Linked DNA regions of Homo sapiens: region 1 is linked to region 2. The links are chromatin loops, found by intact Hi-C in ENCODE. Cell type or tissue: adrenal gland. All regions are shown on one strand. Links, peaks and the distances in the headings refer to the core of each region. The heading gives the core; the rest is flanking DNA.

Region 1 (10,732 bases), core at 1,032-9,031, 69 kb before region 2:
CTATATTCAATTCAAGCAGATCTACCTCCAGTTCAACTCCACCATTTACTACCTGTGTCATGTGGGACGAGCTGCATAATCATTCTGACCCAGAGTCCTGTTATTTGTAATATAAGGGTAATAATAATTAAAGTTCATGGCTCCTGCGAGGACCTGGCCTCTACTTTGACACAGAGCAGGCACATGGAAAAAGTTAGCTCTCAGCCCACTGAGAGCTACAACGAAAATGGTAGAGCATGGTATTGGTAAATATTTGTTGTTTTGGTTCTTCTCAACAGGTGACTAGGAAAATTGGCTTCTATTTTTTTTTTCTTGTTGAAGGGTGAAGGGTCAAGCACTTTTTCCTAGGTCATGTTACATACTATTGTTTGTCAGGATGAAAATAATTGTTCCAGTCCTTTCTGTTCCTCCCTGAATAGCCCTCAGTAGATCAGCCTTTTGGTACAGCAGTGTTTAAAGTTGGTCACTATCATTTGATTATATTCTTGGTTACAGCTCAAGAACATAACTCACTTTATTTAAGTTTACTTAGCCAAACTTTGTTGAATTTAGCCTGAAGGTGTGAGGCTAAATACCTTGGAGGAAATTTAGATTCCTTCCTGGTTTTTCCATTCCAGAACTGTAAATAAGTTTAAGAAATAAATACAGCAAATAAAAATGTGCATAAGGGACTAGTGATAATAACATCTGTTTGTAAAAAACTCTGCTATATAGAAAATATTTTATAAATGAAAATTATTACCCTATGTAATTTTCCCAACAGTCTCTCCCTTACCCCTGCCCCTTCCTTACATCTGATTTGTAGATAAGAGACCAAAAACTCAAAAGGTCAAGTAACTTGCTGTAGAATGCACATTTCCAAATTGTAGTGCCAGTAGTCAGCTATAGATTACTGGATTCCAAATAAAATTTTCTGTTCTTTTCATACTACCTGTAATAGCAGTGGCTTTAATAGTTTAAGTGTGTAGACTTCTATATTACCTACAAATGCTCAGTTTTTCTCAGAGTATATGGCTCTAATTATATCTTCCAACAAAGCTGATAAATTAGATATAAATGATGTTGGGGCAAGATGGGGAGTTTAAAGACACCATGGAGGATGTCAGTCACTGTTAGATCCATTTCTATTCTTTGTATTACTTCTACCAATAACCACCATTTGTTGAAAGTCAGCTCTTCCTTAGCCCTTTTGTAAATATTAGCTCTAATTGTGCCACCAACTCTGAAAGGGAAGCTTATTAAGTTCTCTTTTATAGATAAGGAAACTGGAACTTGGAGATTTTAAACAACTAACCAAAACAACTAAATGTTATTGCCAGAATTTAAATCCAGGACTTAAAGCCTGGTGGATGCCCTACCATTAAACTCCTTGCCTTATAATCAAGGTTATTCTATGGGAAACTATATACTAGATTAGAAAAATTTGAATAAGTAGAGCAGCTAGCAGCTGGGGCAGAGAGAGTTCCACTTGGGCTGGAGCTCTGAGTCCTTCGCAGTTTAAGGCTATGCAAATTACAAGCTTTCGCAGTATGGGGTAGACTACATAAGACACTGGAGGCCTACAAAGCAAGGCACAGAAGGGAATAGTGGGAAGACACTGAACAGTAAGAAAGAGAAAAGCAGCCCCCCAACATCCAGGAGCTGTCCTGGTACTAGTGGCTAAGCTTTGCCCAACTAGGAGCTGGCCTGGCACTCACAGCTAGGCCCTGGTGTCCTCCTCCTTGGCATAAACAATCTCCCAGAACACCAACATCAGACAGCACCACTCTGTGACCCTAATGGAGCCAGAAGAAAAACAATACCACTCCAGAAAATGTCTGAATATTGTTGATGAAAAGAGTCAAACTCCGTAAAATATTTGAAGACATTTATTCTGAACCAAATATGAGTAACCATGGCCTGTGACACAACCCTTAGGAGGACCTGAGAACATGTGCCCAAGGTGGTTGGGGTGCAGCTTGGTTTTATACCATTTTACGGAGGCATGAGACATCAATCAAATACATTTAAGAAATACATTGGTTTGGTCAGAAAGGCGGGACAATGCCGAGTGGGGGCTTCCAGGCTATAAGTAAATTTAAACATTTTCTGGTTGACAATTGGTTGAATTTGTATAAAGACCTTGGATCAACAGAAAGGCAGGTCTGGGTTAAGATAAAGAATTGTGGAGACCCAAGTTATTTACAGAGGAAGCTTTTAGGTAGTAGGCTTCAGAAACAATAGGTTGTAAAAATGTTTCTTATCAGACTTAAAGTCTGTGTTGGTGTTAATGTTGAGAGGTGTAATGAGGCATGTCCAACCCCCGCTGCCCTTCAAGGCCTGAAACAGTCTCCAGGTAAAATTTTAAAAGAGCCTTGGCTGAGGAGGAAGTCCTTTCAGATGGTTGGGGGACCTTAGAATTTTATTTTTGGTTTACAGTATACATGAGAAACATGAACATTCTCCAAATCTCAAAAATAACCACACATTCCCTGACTATATTTTATGGCTCTAGCTTTGTTTTACTCTTTACCAATTATAGCTTTAGCTTTATTTCATTCTTCTTTTCTTATAGATTACATTTATTAAGATACCCAATCATAAATTTCCCCCACTTTCTCACTGCCTTTGATCCAGAGCAAAGCCCTGCTTCCTTAAACATCCCCCACAAATCACCTAACACAAACCCCAATCATACAATAAGTTCTTTTTAACACTGCTTTTTTTTTCTGAGATACCCCAAGGTTCTGTATCATGTATGTTCTCTCTCAATGCGTTAAGCAACAAACACAACTTGTTCATCTACAGATGTGTTCCTGTGGTTTAGTTGGAGTGCACTGATACTAAAGTCCATGATGTAGGTCAGGGAATCTGTTTCATGGCTTAAAATAGTGCCAACATGACAAAAACTCAGAAATGTGTGTCTCTGGCTTGAACCTCTCTGCCTAACAGTATATACAATAATCTATGCCACATTTCCACTTAGATGGTTAATATAGCAACTTCTTAAATGTTTATGCACAGAAAAATCATCTGGAGATTTTTTTAAAAGGAAAAATCTGTATTCTATAAGTCTGGGTGGGTCTGAAATTCTGCATTTCCTCACTGGCTCGCAGATGATGCCAGTGCTGCAGGTCCATGAACCACACTTTGAGAAGCAAGAGTCTAATGAACTCGTCAAATTCAACATGCCCAAATACCAACCCCTAAGACTTCCAGTTTCAGCTCCAGCATGTAAAGAGCATGGAAGTCATAATCCTTACAACAAGAGAAACTGGACAAAGAAAATCAACAGCTTTTCTTAAACCCATCAGATAATGGAGTTTGTAGGGCAAATCCCCATATCTGAAGAGACAGACAATCTAGAGTCACAGAAGAAATATGCTTACCTAGAGCAGAAGCCACTGGCACAATAAACTGGTAATTTTAACAATTGCTGGAGGCTGAGTTTGGACTGGATAAAAGTCAGCTTAATTAAAAGGCTAACATCCAAGATGTGTGTGTGTGTGTGTATGTGTGCATGTGTGCATGTTTGAAAGGCCTTCATGTTTTTGGTTTTGTTTGTTGGTTTGTTTTTCTCTCCTAAGACCTTGTCTTTTGGAGCAAAAGTTTATTTTTTTTCTTTTTTTTTCTCAGTTAACTGAATTCTGTTTTCACCTGATTTTTTTTTTTTTTTTTTTACTAAACTAGTTATTGCAACAGAATCTACTCTAGGGATTTTAAGGAAGAGTGTAGTTTAATTTTATGTTTAATTTGGCTCAAAGAAAAATAAAAGTGTCTCCTTCTAGCACTGCCAGATTTTTTTCTCTTTCTATTTTATAACGTAAATTTTGCTATTTGATTTTCACCTGAGTTGTTTCCTTTAATGTGAAAATTTTAGACTATTTAGCTGACAACTGCCTAGGGCTATGAAACAGGTTATCGAGAAACCGAAAGTCTAAGATAGGAAAAAAAAGGAGGGAGTCTTTGTAAATCTATAAAATGTACTGTAAACAACCAATGGGTTCACTTTGCCAAGACAGACTGATTTATCAAGATAGGAGAATTGCAATGGAGAAAGAGTAATTCACCCAGAGCCATTGTGCGGGAGACTGGAGTTTTATTATTACTCAAATCGATCTCCCTGAGCCTTTGGGGATCAGAGTTTTTAAATATAATTTGGCAGGTAGGGGCTTGGAAAGTAGGGAGTGTTGATTGGTCAAGTTGGAGATGGTGAGAGGTGACAGCGTGCTGGCAGTCCTCGCAGCCCTCACTCGCTCTTGGCGCCTCCTCTGCCTGGGTTCCCACTTTGGCAGCACTTGAGGAGCCATTCAGCCCGCCGCTGCACTGTGGTAGCCCCTTTCTGGGCTGGCCAAGGCCAGAGCCGGCTCCCTCAGCTTGCAGGGAGGTGTGGAGGGAGAGGCGCGGGTGGGAACCCTGGCTGTGCGTGGTGCTTGTGGGCCAGCACGAGTTTCCGGTGGGTGTGGGCTCGGTGGGCCCCACACTGGGAGCAGCCGGCAGGCCCCACCGGTCCCGGGCAGTGAGGGGTCTTAACACCTGGGCCAGCAGCTGCTGCGCTCAATTTCTCACCGGGCCTTAGCTGCCTTCCCTCGGGGCAGGGCTCTGGACCTGCAGCCCGCCATGCCTGAGCTCCCCCCACCCCCCTGCGCCCCGTGGGCTCCTGTGCGGCCCGAGCCTCCCGACGAGCGCCACCCCCTGCTCCACAGCACCCAGTCCCATCGACCACCCAAGGGCTGAGGAGTGTGGGCGCAGGGCACAGGACTGGCAGGCAGCTCCACCTGCGGCCCTGGTGCGGGATCCACCGGGTGAAGCCAGCTGGGCTCCTGAGTCTGGTGGGGACTTGGAGAACCTTTATGTCTAGCTAGGGGATTGTAAATACACCAATCAGCACTCTGTATCTAGCTCAAGGTTTGTAAACACACCAATCAGCACCCTGTGTCTAACTCAGGGTTTGTGAATGCACCAATCGACACTCTGTATCTAGCTACTCTGGTGGGGACTTGGAGAACCTTTATGTCTAGCTCAGGGATTGTAAACTCACCAATCAGCGCCCTGTCAAAACAGACCACTCGGCTCTCTGTAAAATGGACCAATCAGCAGGATGTGGGTGGGGCCAGATAAGAAAATAAAAGCAGGCTGCCTGAGCCAGCAGTGGCAACCTGCTTGGGTCCCTTTCCACACCGCGGAAGCTTTGTTCTTTTGCTCTTTGCAATAAATCTTGCTGCTGCTCACTCTTTGGGTCCACACTGCCTTTATGAGCTGTAACACCGCGAAGGTCCACAGCTTCACTCCTGAGCCAGCGAGACCACGAACCCCACCAGAAGGAAGAATCTGTGAACACATCCGAACATCAGAAGGAACAAACTCTAGACATGCCGCCTTTAAGAACTGCAACACTCACTGCGAGTGTCCGCGGCTTCATTCTTGAAGTCAGTGAGACGAAGAACCCACCAATTCCAGACACATTTTGGCGACCTAGATGGGACAATCGCCTATCACCGAGTGGTGAGACCATCGCCTATAGCTGAGCGGCGAGACAATCACCTATCGCCAAGCAGTGAGTACCATCGGACCCCTTTCGCTTGCTATTCTGTCCTGTCTTTGCTTAGAGTTCGGGGGCTAAATACTGGGCACCTGTCGGCCAGTTAAAAGTGACTAGCGCGGCTGCCGGACTAAAGACAAGGGTGTCAGGCTTTCTGGGAAAGGGCTTTCTAACAACTCCCGACTCTTCGGTGTTGAGACCATTGGTTTGCCTAGAACCAGCTTTTGCTTTTCCTGTACTTCTGGGCTGAGCCGAGGGTCAACAGAGAGGAAAGCCATGCACCTCCGGGGTCCCGACAACAAGTTGGTTGACCCTGCGACCATGAGCGGAACTCTCAAAGGCATGTCGCCCAAGCGAGACTCGCCCATCTATCCTATCTATCCTGAGCCTTGCCCCCTGGTTCCTAATGCCTGCCAGACAAACTTCCTCTCTCCTCTCTTCTCTGAGTTTAGTCCCGCTTCTAAAAATTGCTACCTGTCTCTGGTGCTTTTCTAGTTTCTCCTATAAGAATGATTTCTAGTATAGACTCCGGACACACTGCCTTTAAGAACTGTAACACTCACCACGAGGGTCCGCGGCTTCATTCTTGAAGTCAGTGAGACCAAGAACCCACCAATTCCGGACACAATGAAATCATAGTGGGTCAAAGTTAGGTTTTCTTAATGTCTTCTGTTACTGTGTGCGATGGCACAACTGGTTGGGCCAGATTACCGATCTGAGTGGTGTCCACTGATCCATCAAGTGCACTGATCTTAGGTTTTACAATAGTGATGTTATCCCCAGGAGCAATTTGGTGAGGTTTAGACTCTTGGAGAGGGAGGCTGCATTATCCCTAAACTGTTATTTCCAATCTCGTAGCTAATTGGTTAGTCCTAGAAAGGCAGACTGGACCCCAGGTAAGAAGTGGGGTCTTTTTGGGAAAGGGCTGTTACCAATTTTGTTTCAGAGTCAAACCTTGAGCTGAATTCCTTCCCAAAGTTAGCTCGGCCTACGCCCAGGAATGAACAAGGACAGCTTAGAGGTTATGAGCAAGATGGAGCCAGTTAGGGCAAATCTTTTTTCAGTGTCTTAGTTATAATTTTGCAATGGTGGTTTCACAACTTTAAATCATGACTATCATAGTTTTCATAAATAATCTAGGTAAACAATTAAAATAAAATAATTAGGTAAATGTAATGGGATAAATACTTGTAGACAAACTGGTCATAATTTAGAATATAAAGTTAAATTAAATAATAGATATTTTACTATTTGGGCATTTTCCAATAAATATATATTGTAGGAAAACATTCTTGCTAAAAAAAAGTGTGTCTTTAAAAAAAAGGTGAACAAGTTTCGTCTAATTCAAAGCTTAAAGGTTATGTGTAAAACAAGGTAAAAGGAACCAGGAAACAAAAAAAGATGCATAGAAAGTTATAAAAATAAAAGAGTTTTTTTAGGTAAAGAAGCTGAAAGAAAAGTAATTTTAGGTAAGAAAGAATCCTGCATGGTAAATATAGTCCTAAAATAAAATAACTGGTTGTTTAAAAAGAATGTTGAGAACAAATTAGAAAGTCTGACCATGTCATGAGCGGTCAGTATAAGTCACAATAAGAGGAGATATATATATATATATACACACACACATATATACATATCTTTTATATCATCAGGTTGTCATATTATTATTGTTTTGGTTTGCTTAGAAATATATATATATATATAAACCTTGGGCACCTGTCAGGACTTCCTGAGGCTGTGTCATGGGCGTGTCCTCAACGTTGGCAAAATAAACTTTCTGAATTAACTGAGACATGTCTTAAATTTTGGGAGTTCACAAGGGAAACAAGGGTAAGAATTAAACTTCACTAATATTTCTCACCCTCCAAAGCCACTTCAACCACTGCCTTTCTCATTTCGGTTAATAGCAACTCCAATCTTCCAGCAGTTTAGGCTGCAAAACCTTAGCTCCTCTCTGTCTTACACTTCACATCCAATCTGTCACCTATTCAAAGTATCCCCCAAATCGAGCAATTTCTCACCATCTCTTACTAATACACCTCAGGTCCAAACCACCAGTATACCTCCCTAGAGTACTCCAATAGTCTCCTAAGTAGCTTTCTTGCTTCTATCTCCCTTCAGTTTATTCTTAACAAAGCAGCCTGAGTGGCCCTTTAAAAATATAAATCCAATCAGGTAATTCCTCTGCTCATTGCCTTACAATGGGCCATATTTTGATATGGACAGGAGACAGGGAAATACTGGATAGAAGAGGGCAGTTCCCTGGCAAAGGCCCCACCCTCAAGCTTGGAGACCCATGGCCTTAAATGGGAACAGCCATTTCTGTTTTCGCACCCCAAAAGTTGCCTTTTATCCTGCCATGCTCCCCTATCCTGTACCCATATAAACCCCAAACCTCGGGCTCCAGAAGCAGATGAGCAGATGAGGAGACGCCTCTATTCCGTGTCGTTTAGAATGAGCAAACAGTTGTCTTCACCATCCCAGACAAGCAGATGAATGGTGAAACGATACAGCAGAGAAAGAGAGAAGAGGAACATTTGAACGCCGAGAGGAGTTCAGCCGAGGGTGGTCGGAGAGGTTTGGCCACCCAGCAGGAAGATTATCTTCCCGTGCCATCCCCGCTTCCAGCTCTGCATCCATCCTTCAGAGAACCACCTCCACCACTCAATAAAACCCTGCATTCAACCTTCAAGCCCATGTGTGGCCTGATTCTTCCAGGATGCTGGGCAAGAGCTTGGGATACAAAAAGTGGTCACATTGGCCCTCTGCCCTTGTGAAAAGGCAGAGTGTCCATTGAGCTGATTAAATTCAAGCCATCCATGGACAGCAGGGCTAAAAGGGCACACTGTAACACACCCCCACTTAGGCTCCTGCACCTGTCCATCTGCATGCTCCCCTCCCCTCAGGGGTTTGAGCGTGTAGCAACAGAACAGGCGAGCCACACCCTGTAAAGCCCTGGGGCAACTGAAGGTGTTTTTTTGCTGCAAGGCCCCAGGACTGAAGTCTGTTGGCTAAAACCCCCAGATTTTGCTTGATGTCTTCTCTTCTCTCACAGTTTGAAATGGCTCTCATCTCTTCCTTTATGATGTTACGGGTTTTGGTTCAGGCTGTGCAATATTAAATAGAATGAGCATTTGGCTCAGCCATCAAAAGTGCAATTCAGGCCGGGTGTGGTGGCTCACACCTGTAATCCCAGCACTTTGGGAGGCCGAGGCAGGCAGATCACGAGGTCAAGACATCGAGACCAGCCTGGCCACCATGGTGAAACCCTGTCTCTTCTAAAAGTACAAAAATTAGGTGGGTGTGGTGGCACGTACCTGTAGTCCCAGCTACTCAGGAGGCTGAGGCAGGAGAATCGCTTGAACCTGGGAGGTGGAGGTTGCAGTGAACCGAGATTTCACCACTGCACTCCAGCCTGGTGACACAGTGAAACTCCATCTCAAAAAAAAAAGAAAAAGGAAAAAAGAAAAAAAAAGTGCAATTCAGAACAATGTGATTTCTGTTTATTCTTAGAAGTATCATCACCACCCCCACCCCAACAGTCTCAGGTGCACATGGCACCTCCTTTTCTTACCCCCCAACTCCTAGCTCGGGCACCTGGGCATATCCACAGCATGCAAAAGCCACACCCAATGGCCACAAGGGGCAGGAGAAAACTGCAGCTGCCACCAGGACCCTGCGCAGCCGGCTGGCTGGTGCTTCCCGCCTGCAGCATCAGTGGAACTTTTCTTCTCCTGGCCAAGGAGTTCAGCTCAGTTCAAACTGGGGGAAGGACCCATTAGCAGTGAGCAAGGGCTTCTTCCCTCAGGACCTCCCCGTTTTGACCCTTTAACTGTTTTCTCTTTTCTCCTTTTCTAGATTAGAGGGTTCCTATCCCCCTGATAACTGCAAATTCATCAGGGCTCATTTGAGGTTTAATCTAAACAGATACATGCAACCCTCTAAAATACTTTTTAGTCTCAAACTTGACTCCAAGCTTGAGGCTGAGGCCATAGAAAGAAAAACCAAATCTGAGGGGTCCAAAGCCAGGCAACAGGCACAATGTAAATGGGCAGGACCAATTCCTGCTGACTAAACCCCCCACCTCATGGAAGGAGGCCATGCTCCATGGAATAAATGAAGCCCAGGGAACCCAAGGGTTGCTGGCAGTAGGAAAAATGGAGGCAAAGTTAAGGGCAAATAATTCCTATTCTCTAGGCCTTCCCTGCTTCATGGGTGCATGCCGGATCAGTAACCATGGGTGGCGACTGCCAAGGTTGCCGAGACTCAGGGACAAAAAGATGGAAGAAAAAGAAAGGACACTTGCTTCCTCTCTCCATCACACCCCAAGTTTTCGCTGCAGTAAGGAAGGGAAATGAGGGACACCTCTATTCCCTGTCTTTCATAATGGGCAACCAGTTCTCTTCACCACTGCCAGCCTATACTCCTCTGGGGTGTATCCTGAACCACTGGGACTGCTTTGACCCTCAGAATTCGGAGGAAAAATGCCTCATAGCCCTGTGCACAAAGGTTTGTCCAAATTATGAAGGACTATGATGGCCTCAGGAATGAACCATTCATTTTGATACCATCTGGCAGTTGGACCATTTCCGTAGACATGAGTACTGATGGTCTGAGACCTCATATATGCAGGCTTTCTACACCTTGCAAGGCAATCCAGACTTTTGCTGACAGTGTAAGATTGGTCCAGGCCTGCTGTTTGCCATCTCAGGAAAGGCTGCAAGGGGCAAGCCGAGAGAACTAAAGATACAAATCCTAGAGCAGGGGAGCCAGCTCCCTCCAGCCCTGCTCCTCTGGGTCCACCCAACCTCCCTATCCAGCTTCAGCTTCTCACTTGCTCCCTCCTAGAAATCCTCACCCTAGACAAGCCCCAGTCTCAATCTTGCCCCTCCAACAGATGCCTGTTGAATCTGACCTCAGTAAGGTTCAGGTCCCCTTCTCTCTACTGGACTTAAAGCAAATTAAGGGGGGATCTTGGCAAGTTTTCAGATAACCCTGGCAGATATATAGAGGCTTTCCAGAATTTCACCCAAGTATTTGAATTCTCCTGGAGAGACGTTACTTTACTTTTGAATCAGGCCCTAATGGACACTGAGAAGCAGGCCACTCTGCAAGCAGCAGAGAGATCTGGGGATGAGCTTTGTATCATATATAGTGTCAGAAAGGGGATGAACATTATCCAACTGGAAGAGAAGCAGTACCAATGGATGA
Region 2 (10,732 bases), core at 974-8,973:
CCTAGCTTTGGTGGTTGCCAGCAATCCTTGATGTTCCTTAGTTAAGCAGCAACACTTCATCTCTGCACTTTGCACAGAGTAGATTCTTTATAACTGTTTGCTGAATGAATGAACTAATGAATGTATTTTAAAGTAAATGACAATACAAAGCATATTATTCTATAAATTGCTTTTTTGTTGTTGTCATAATTTCCTTTTTTTTCCTCTTAACAGTAAATTAATTTACCTGGTAACCTCTCATACAGATTTATATAGCAATATTTGAAACTCTTCTCTAACCACTCCTGGACTCCTGGAGTGAGGACTCTCAAATTGGGTATTTTAGTGTTAATTTCTCACCACTAAGATGTAGATTAATTTAAAGTCCCATATGGTCTGTTTATACTGATGCATCTTGGAGTAAATTACAGATGATATAAAACTGAGTTAAAAAGTATATTTTATTTAGCACTTATATGGTGCTTACTATTTTCCAGCTACTGTTTTAAGTGTTCTACCAATACTAGCTCATTTAATCCTCACAACAATCCAATGAAGTGGGTACCATTACTATCTTCAGGAAATTAAGGCACAGCGAGGTGAAATTACTTGCCTGCATTCATACTGCTGGTAAGAGTTAAGCTGAGATTCAAACTGAGTAATGTGGCTTTGCACGGAGTCTATGCTCTAGGCTGTCTCTTGAGAAAGTGCCTTTAACGTTTTGTTAGGTTGGCAGTTGCCTTTTTCTGCGATGTGGGTTGAAGAGATCAGCCTGCATGTTTCTCCTGTGATCCCCATCTACAAGCACCACACCTGCATCCAGCTGCTCACAACACACACAACTCTGTAAGAACACACAATCATGTACACACACACACTAGGCAGTCCAAATCAGAGAACAAGAAGCCATTTTCCAAAGTCACCACAACACAGAAGGCATCTTTCTGCTTAAAAAGCATCCTTCCACCCCCAAATTGACATGACTAATTAAAATCCTTAATTCGAATTCTGGTTACTTTTTATCTTTCTCTATAAAATTTCATGAATTTTGGTGCTCTATATTTGCATAACAAAAAATATAGTAATTATTTTTCCATAACAAAGGAATCATTAGGCAGAGCCTGCTGGGTAAATGGGTGTTTTTAGATGAATTTTAGATTTGTCATGATAGGTCATTGATTAGGATAGAAAATAGAGCGCACTGCAGTATTGTTTTTGTGAAACCCTGTATACAGATTTTCTGTTTTATATATAACAATTCCCTAAACAAGGTAATTCTGTATACAAGATTTTATATGCCTGAATTAACACAGCTCTGCTACAAGGTGGTAGAAAAGTTAGCACTGGACAGCAAAAGCTATGACTTATGAAACAGCAGTTTTTACAGTTTCAGAAAGTATAATGTCTAATCTCCACTGGGTACTTAATTCCATTCATATATCATGGTTTACAATGTACTTTACTGACACAGTCTCATGGACCTAATAACTACTCTGCTAGGTTGTAGGAAGGACACTGTCATCTCCATTAACACGCAAAGAGATAAGAAAGCCAAGATGGGAGAGGTGGGAGAGGCAGTCTCTTGGCTGTGCTAGGATGGAGCTGCCCCTGGAATCCACCTTTCTAGGCATTCCACAGTTGCTGGTTGAGGAACCTGCCCTGGTACTGATAGGGTCACAAAAGCCTCAAGGGGTTAACAGGATGGGAGATACAGTTAATTTTGAGCACCAGTTGGTAGAGGTGACTCCCTTTCCCAATGGTGTTTCCAAGATCACTTCTAGCTCAGAATGTGGGTGTATAAGGGGAAAGTTCTCATCAGCAACTGCTCTGGTTGCCTGTGACCCAAGCGTAGATCTGCTCAACCTCCATAGTCAGTTAAACCAGTGGGTCCCAACCCTGGCTGCACATTAACTCCTGATTAAAAATCCTAAACCCCAAAGCGTACTGCAGACCAATTGTATCACACTATTTGGGGTTGAGGTCTGGGCGACAGTATTTTTAAAACTCCCCAGGTGATAGTATTTGTAAAACTCCCCAGGTGATAGTATTTTTAAAACTCCCCAGGTGATTTTAATGTGTAGCTGAGGTCAAGATTCATAGAATTAGAGAAATATGGTGTTCAGTTAAGTTCAGCCTAAAGCTGCCTGCTTACATATTTTAAATCTGGCCTAAAGTTTTCTCCATACATAATGAACTATTACCTAACTGGATGTCTAAACAGGCTGTTACCTACTCTTTTACTCTTTTACCAGTCACTGAGTTTTGGCCACTAAAGGTGGCCAACTATTCAAACCATGTTCAAATAATGCAAATGCCAAGCTGTAACCAAGCCAACTATTTCTGTTCATCACTTCTGTTTTCTGTATGCCACTTTCCTTTTTCTGTCCATAAATTTTCTTCCATCACACGACAGTGCCAGAGTCTCTCTGAACCTATTTTGGTTCAGGAGGCTGCCCAATTCGTGAATCCTTTTTTGCTCAATTAAACTCTGTTAAATTTAAATTGTCTAAATTTTTGTAAAGAGATAGGGTCTCACTCTATCACCCAGGGTGAAGTACAGTGGCATGATCATAGGTCACTGCAGCCTCAAACTTCTGGGCTCAAGCCTCCTGCCTCAGCCTCCTAAGTATCTGGGACTACAGGTGTGGGCCACTATACTTGGCTATTTTTTTTTTATTTTTTAAAGATGGGGTCTTGATATGTTGACCAAGCTTGTCTCAAACTCTTGGCCTTAAGTGGTCCTCCCACCTCAGCCTCCTGGGTTGATGGGACTAAAGGCATAAGCCACTGTGCCCAGCTAGAAAGTTTTTCTTTTAACAATGGTGAATCTCATCTGGTCTAAACCTGTAGCTCTTTATTAAATGGATTCAACTCTTGATTTGAACATAAGAAAAATGCATCGATGATCTGATTGATCTACAAATTTTTGTTTCAATTTCATGAGTATAATAAAGCTCAATTTATAAAGCAATCCTGCTCAGTATTTCACTTTGCCAGTATTATCTAATTTAAACCTCTTTTAAGGTAGATGTATATTCTTTCTAAATCACAGATGAGAAGGCTGAGGCACATAGGGTGATGTGCTCAGATCACACATTTAGTAAATGTGGAACTGGGATTCAAAACCAAGTATCCTTGACTCCAACACCTGACAATTTCTGAGCAGCATTCCCTCCCATGTAAATTATTGATTTCATGAACTGGTTCTACTTTTGGTTTTCGGTATTTGTACATGCCTTTATGTCTCTCAAAGTTAGTGGCAGCAACTGAAATTAGCTCGGATCTTCCTCCTCTCTGCTCCTAAAACTGTCCTGTGCTTCTCTCCAGCCAAGTAGATTCCTTGAGTGGAGAGGTTGTGTTCTGGTCTATACTGCTGTCTGTTCCATGCCCAGAACAATGCCTGACACTTACTGGGGCTAACACTCTAAACCACATGAACTATAGACATTGACTAATTCACACAGTCATATTCCTATATATTAAAAAATGCCATAAGAAACAGACTGCGGTGTTCAACTAGAAATAAAATCAAACATTCCAACTATAAGACCATAGTGAGTGGCATGAATAACTTTCCCAGGAGATTCTTTAAAAATTAAACAGTTCCATATAAAATTGTAGACATTTCAACTGAAAGATACGTTAGAGAAAAACCTAATAATTCAGTGTAGTGTTATTTGAAATTCAAAAATTGGGTCATCCCACTCTTCCCTCTTCCTTTTTAAAAACAACAACAACAATAACAAAAAAACAAGTTTGCATACCATGAAGTGAAACAAGAAATGAAATGAAGCTGTGTTCAGTGGCCTGGAGTGTGATGCTCAAGGGCTCCCAAGAACTTGCAAAAGTCAATATTATGTAGTTATGAATTTTCAGAAATATAAGTAAAGTCAACTTGTAACGTTTGATTTAACCAATAGGAACTGCTCCAACAACTCAATGTATCAACTCTGAAAACAAATTACTGTATCCCCTGCCTACCCTAGTATTTAGAAGGTCAGTGCCTCCCTCCTGAAGTGTACCTCTCAACGGCCCAAGTTTGGGTTTAGGCTAGCCAGGCATCTTCAACCCAAGGGGAGAGATCATTGGTCAGGGCTGTCTTTACTGCTCTAGACCACACGGTGTCACTGTTGAAGACCAGTTGGTTCACCAAACATCTCTGCTGTGAGGAGCCGGGGGTGGGGCGGTGGTGCCAGTCCCTGCTGGGGCCACATGGCCCTTTTTGGAGGACAATGGCCTCCCACAACATGTAGCTCTGCCCGGGGCCCCAGTGTGGCAGCCCTTTAAATTCATAAAATCAGTTTACGTACACCGGAGCTGGCCCCAGAAGCTTTGAGTCAAATGGATTCCACTGTTTACAGAACTGCCTCCCATTGTTTCTTTCTAATCATGGCCAAGGGATAGGTGGCAGTGTTATTTCCAACACAACTCTGCAACTCAGAAAACATAAAGGGTCTCTCTAATACCACCTTTTTCTAGACAATCTAGGTTACTCACCCTTTACTTACCTCTCTTCTGTGGTTTAAATGATATGTATCCCCTTAAGAAAAAACTCCTCCTGGGAGTTCATAAGGCTATTTTTCATCCTGGCCCATAAGAAAAAGTTGCTTGCACTTCTCTTACTAAAAACTGAAGAGCCACAAGAGAAAATTAGCTTCTCTTACAGGGCTAAGATAAAATAATACCAAATATATTTTCATTCATTTTTATATTTTAGTAAAGTTATAGATCTGTGATATAATACCTTTGTGATTTTAAATATATCTAATCCCTCAGGGGTATTTTATCCTTTTATTTTCCCCACCCTCAGACCTGCCCACATTTCCACCATACTCTGCTTAAATATTGTCTGGCCTAATGCCATGTTTATTGAGAAGGAAGTGAACTTGATCAAGTCAGGGGCAAATGTGAGACTGAGGGCCCTGACTACTAGTACTTGCTCTTTCCACAGCATGATCCTGTGTCTCCATTTCTGGAGGTATTATTAGGTTTGGAAGGCTGAAGAATTACGTACAGACTGGATGGAAGCTGGAAGTGAGTCGAGGTGGGTGGTTAAGTTAGGTCTGTCAGCATCTGCACTGGTTTTCTACTTTCCAGCACTGAATACACAAGCATTTGACCAGGGGCCACTGAGTTCCAATTGCAACTGGTCATTGGAGCCACCTCACTCTGCTCTCTATTTTCCATGTCCCTCTCTCCACCCCAGGTACTTGTGAGGTTCCCACCATGTCCACTCATAGCAACCATGTATTATTGTTTTGACCACCTGGAATCTCCTTTTTCTTGCCTTTTGAGAACTACCCTCTAGCATTCATGTGATCCTGTTCAGTTGGCCAATCACAGTGGTCTGTTCCAGCTACCCACTGAATTAGGTAGATAGACTTTGCATGGACTGTCAAAATATCTCAACTCCGGGGCCACAGTGAGTTGTCCTTGTGACCTATCTTAAACCTTTTGTACTGCTATAACAAAATACTATGCTCTGGGTCATTTATAAACAATAGAAATTTATTTCTCACAGTGCCTGGAAGCTGAGCTGTCCAAGGTCAAAACAGTGGAATTTGGTGTCTGATGAGGGCCTTTTTGTTGTGTCCTCATATGACAGAAGCCAGAAGGACATAAAAGGGCCTAAGTTAGCTTTTTTCAGCATTTCTTTCCAAACAGATATCAGTAAAATTCTAAGATTTTCCAACTTGATACAAGATAGGTGAAAGCTCTTCATCTGTCACCAACAATACCAACTAGTCAGACACAAAATACACTCTTCAGCATCTTTCTCTCATTCCAGTTGCCACTCCAGATATACAACTGGAGTTGACATAGACTGAAGTTATTGAGTTTGATGATAATACAAATTCAAGTGTAGACTCAATCTCTTTCAACAGCATCCACATGAGGTAAAAAGGAAAGAAACTAACACTTATTTCTTATTTTATTTTCATCATTCAGTGTGTTGAGTTCTACGATGGCCAGTCTCCAAGGTGGTTCCCAGTGATCCCTGCCTCCTGTGTAGTCCCTTCCCATCTTGTACTATTGTTGCCCAGTGTGACCAATAGGATATGAAAGAAGGAATAATAGGTAACTTCCAAGATTAGGTATAAAAGACTGCAGCTTCCATCTTGGGCTCTCTTTCTCATCACTCACTGTAGAAGAAGCCAGTTGCCTTATTGTAAGAAGCTCTGTGGAGAGGCTCACAGTGTGGAGAACTGAAGCCTTCTACCAACAGCTGTGTGGGTGATTTTGGAAGTGGATCCTCCACTAGCAAGCCGTAGATGACAGCAGACCCAGCTGACACCTTGACTGTAACCTCTTCAGAGACCCTGAGGCAGAACCTGAGCTAATCTGCTCCTGGATTCCTGGCCCGCAGAAACTGTGAGAAAAAAACTGTTGTTTTAAACTCTTATGTTTTGAAGTAATCTGCTATGTAGCAGTAAATAATGAATAAGTGCTTTTCCAAGGTTACCCCCTGAACAATCCTGAGAGATAGTTACTGTCATATTTAACTTAATCTGAGATGCCTCAATTTGAAGATGACCCATCTATGAGCCCTTCTGTCCATGAGCTAGTCTATGAAATAGTTAAAAGGGCAAAAAATGCTGCTAATGAATCTATGACCTGCCCTCAATTGTAAGATACACGCAAATTTCAGGTATGTTATCGGGTGACAAAAATGTGCATCTTATAATTGATGAAACATATTATCTGCATTTTGTAACAGGGATTTCTTCTCATACACTGGGAAAATAAAAGCTTTCTTTTCATCCTCATTATTCGGCTTGATGAGGAGTAGCCAGTCAGTATATGTTTGTTGAAAGGTTTTGTTCTTAATAGAGATGGATATAACATGACTTCTAGGATAAAGCAGGACTCAGAAGAGAGTTTTTTGTTTGTTTGTTTGTTTGTTTTTGAGATGGAGTCTTGCTCTGTCGCCCAGGCTGGAGTGTAGTGGCGTGATCTTGGCTCACTGTAAGCTCCGCCTCCCGGGTTCACGCCATTCTCCTGCCTCAGCCTCCCGAGTAGCTGGGACTACAGGCGCCCGCCACCACACCCAGCTAACTTTTTGTATTTTTAGTAGAGACGGTCTACTAAAAATACAAAAAGCAGAGGATGGTCTCAATCTCCTGACCTCGTGATCCGCCCGCCTCGGCCTCTCAGAGTGAACACAGATCTTGTTCTTAACTATTAATCCGCATGGGAAGTGTTTTGAAGACATAAATTCTTCTCATTCTCATGTTAATCAAAGGAAGGCTCTTTTCCAGATTCTTAATCAGCACTGTCCTCTACATTTTATTCTGCTTAATTGAGAATGTACTGCCTATGGGACCCTTTAAAAATCAGCCTAAGGCAGTTCCCAGCTCCTTAGAATAACTGACACTGAATGTCTACTCCATGCCAGCATTCTCACTTACGTTACCTGAGCCAGACATTATCATTCCCGTCGGACATATGAGGGAAGAGAAGCTGAAGGATGCTATGAAACTTGCTTAAGATCACAAAACTAAAAAATGATAGAAGCTGGAGTTCTACCAGGCTGTTCTCACTGCTCCCCTTCCCATGTCACTGCACCTTCTCTAAAGAATGGTGGTGTGGCCCATCCCTTGGCCTTAAAGGATTTTCACCGCAAAGCAAAAAAGGCAGCCAAGTTGGGCGAGAGTTTTCAGAGACCTCTCAATGTGCCTTTTACGTGAATAACATGCTGTCTCTCATCTTGGGAACACAGAGTGTTTCATAAACATTATCTCATTAGACCTCACAACGCCAGACATTTTCAAACAAACGAGTTAATGTTTGCAGAAAGTCCTTGAGATATGAAGATTGTAGGCACAGTATGAATGTACAGCATTGTCCTAAAGCCTGAACAGCTGTCAAAGGGTCACAGCCTTGGAGAGCTTTCCTATGAAAATGTCAGATTTTTCAAGTCATGGAGATGGAGGCAGGAATGGAGCTGGTCAGGTCCAACGAAGCCATCTCTGGTTGGGGGATGGAATAGATGTATAATTCAGAGATGCCAAAGGGAATTCCACTGGCAACTCAGATCAATTATTGATCCTGCTTGACAGGCTGAGGAGAGGTGGATTTCAAAGCCTAGGCTCACTGGCAAGCAGAATGAGTAGCGATGTTTGCCATGGGGGTAGAACTGAGTGTTGGAAGCATATGTTCTAGGAATTTACCATTCTTGAGATCAGTGATTCTCAATCATGGCTTTATACTAGAATCATCCGAAGAGCTTTTAAAAATACTAATACCCAGGCGTTGCTCCAGATCAAATGAGTCAGAATTTCAGCAAGTGGGGCTTGGTCATCTATATATATTTTTTAAAGTGCCTGGGTAATTCTAACTGGCAGTTCTAATCTAACTCTAAGTGAGATTCAAGTGGTGAGTCTAACCTAACTCTAATTGAGTAGCATTCTCTAGGGCAGTAGTTCTCAGCCTTGGCAGTACTTTGAGATTCATGGGCTCTATTAAAAACTTACTGATGTCTAGGTCGCACCTCATATATCCTGAGGTAATTGATTTGGGGTTTGGCCTAGGCTTTGGGAATTTTGAAAGCTGTTGGGTGATATTTTTAATGCAGACCTTATTTTATTTTATTTGGTTTTATTTTTCCAAATATACAATTTGTTGGGCCTGTTCCTGCATCTTCACCAGAAGCTGGAGCACCTCCGCACTAGGTGTTTCTGGTGTAAATTATTTGAGCTCTGTGCACTGAAACTAGTTTGATAAGTCTGTTACTAAACAGCTCCTGAAAGGCTGCCCTGGACAGACAACTTTTAATTTTCAGTCTCTCAGAGACCTCAGTTGGGGTTATAAGCTTACTGTTGGGACTTTCTTACTGAGTATGTCATATGTAGCTTTGTCAAACAAGACTAGGTTATTGAGCTTGTCCCAAACTTTGCCTTTGGACCACTTCTTCTTTCTGTCCTTGCCACCAGATTTGTTCATTGGGTCTCTGTCTTTCTTGTCTGACTTTCCAGTGTCTTTCTTCTTCCTGTCGTCCTTGGGCAGCATCGCGATGCCCAGGGGACAGCAGCAACCACTTTAACCTCGCTAAGATGTCAGACAAAAAGCTATTTAGTTTTAAGATCACTTTTAAGTTCACAGCAACATTGAACTGAAAGCAAAGAGGGGTCAGCTCACATATACCTTCTTTCCCCACCCCCAACCCTGCAGCCACCTCCATACACACAAAATCTCCCTCACTTCCAACATCCTGCATCAGAGCAGTAAATTAGTTGTGATTGATGAACTTCCACTGACACATCATTATCACTAAAAGTCCATAATGTACATTAGAGTTCACTTGCTGTTGTATATTCTATCGACTTGGACAAATGAGTAATGACATATATCCACCATTATGATGTCATACAGAGTAGTTTCACTCTCTTAAAATTCCTTTATGCTCCACCTATTCCTCCCTCCCTCCTCACTAACACTTGGCAACCACTGATCTAGTTACTGTCTCCATAGTGTTGCCTTTTCCGTGGCATTTATAGTTGGAATCATACCATATGTAGTATTTTCAGATTGGCTTCTTTCACTTCATAATATACATTTAAGGTTTCTCCATGTCTTTTCATCATTTTATAGATCATTTCTTTTTAGTGCTAGATAATATCCCACAGTGCAGAAGTCCAGATGTATCACAGTTTATTTATTCATTCATCTACTGAAGGACATCTTGGTTGCTTCCAAGCGTTTTGGCAACTATAAATAAAGCTGCTTGCATAGATTTTTGTGTGAATATAAAATTTCTACTTATTTGGGTAAATACCAAAGAGTGTAATTATTGGATTGTATGGTAAGAGTATATTTAGTTTTGTAAAAAACTGTCAAACTGTCTTCTAAAACTGCATTCCCATCAGCAACGGATGAGAGCTCTTCTTACTCCACATCCTCACCTGTATTTGGTGTTGTCAATGTTAAGGACCTTGACCATTCTAATAGGATTATTATGGTATCTTGTTTTAATTAGAAATCTCTACTGATATCTGATGTTGAGCATCTTTTAATATGCCTATTTGTCTTCTGTGTGTATTTTTTGATGATGTGTCTGGTCGGGTCTTTCATCCATTTTTTAATCAGGTTGTTTGTTTTCTTATGTTGAGTTTTGAGAGTTCTTTGTATATTTTGTGTAACAGTCCTTTAACAGATAAGTATTTTGCAAATATTCTCTTCCAATCTGTTATTTGTCTTCTGATTCCTTTTGATAGAGTCTTTCGTGGAGCAGAAGATTTTAATTTTAGTGAAGTCCAACTTGTCAATTATTTCTTTTATAGATTGTGCCTTGGGTGTTATATCTTAGAAAGTCATCTCCATAGGTCATCTATGCTTTCTACAATGTTATCTTCTGGGAGTTTTATAATTTTACATTTCACATTTAGGTCAATGATCCATTTTGAGTTAATTTTTGTGAAAGGTATAAGTTCTGTGTCTGGATTTCTTTTTTGGCATGTGACGTTCAGTTGTTTCAACACCATTTATTGAAAAAAACTGTCTTTTCTCTATTATATTGACTTTGCTCCTTTGTCAAAGATCACTTGCCTATATTTATGTGGGTCGATTTCTGGGCTCTATTCTGTTTCATTGATCTATTGTTCTATTCTTTCACCAATACTATATTGTCTTGATGACTGTAGCTTTTATAGTAAGTCTTGAAGTCAGATCAGACAGTGTCAGTGCTGTAATGCTGCTCTTCTCCTGCAACATCATGTTGGCTACTGTGGATCTTTTGCCTTTCCATATAAACTTT

The links. Peaks named below come from ENCODE experiments on the same cell type or tissue, not always from the same donor. Only the 100,000 strongest peaks of a DNase experiment are listed, where the experiment ranks them.
Region 1: a loop joins it to region 2, with 2.8 times the contacts of the local background. A loop is called at or near these places in 7 of 110 quality-filtered maps.

The regions. Positions count from the first base shown.
Region 1 is chr3:149,279,647-149,290,378 of GRCh38, forward strand. TM4SF18-AS1 (TM4SF18 antisense RNA 1) reads left to right here and starts at 5,133. Exons shown (of 2, transcript NR_186251.1): 1 at 5,133-5,536. In adrenal gland, for the core only: no CTCF peak of the experiment used is centred there; no DNase peak of the experiment used is centred there.
Region 2 is chr3:149,348,558-149,359,289 of GRCh38, forward strand. It overlaps the pseudogene RPS25P5. Among named protein-coding and RNA genes, the nearest start is that of TM4SF18, 20 kb to the left of the region's middle. In adrenal gland, for the core only: a CTCF peak has its summit at 4,099; a DNase peak (open chromatin) is centred at 4,164; H3K27ac peaks cover 550 bases.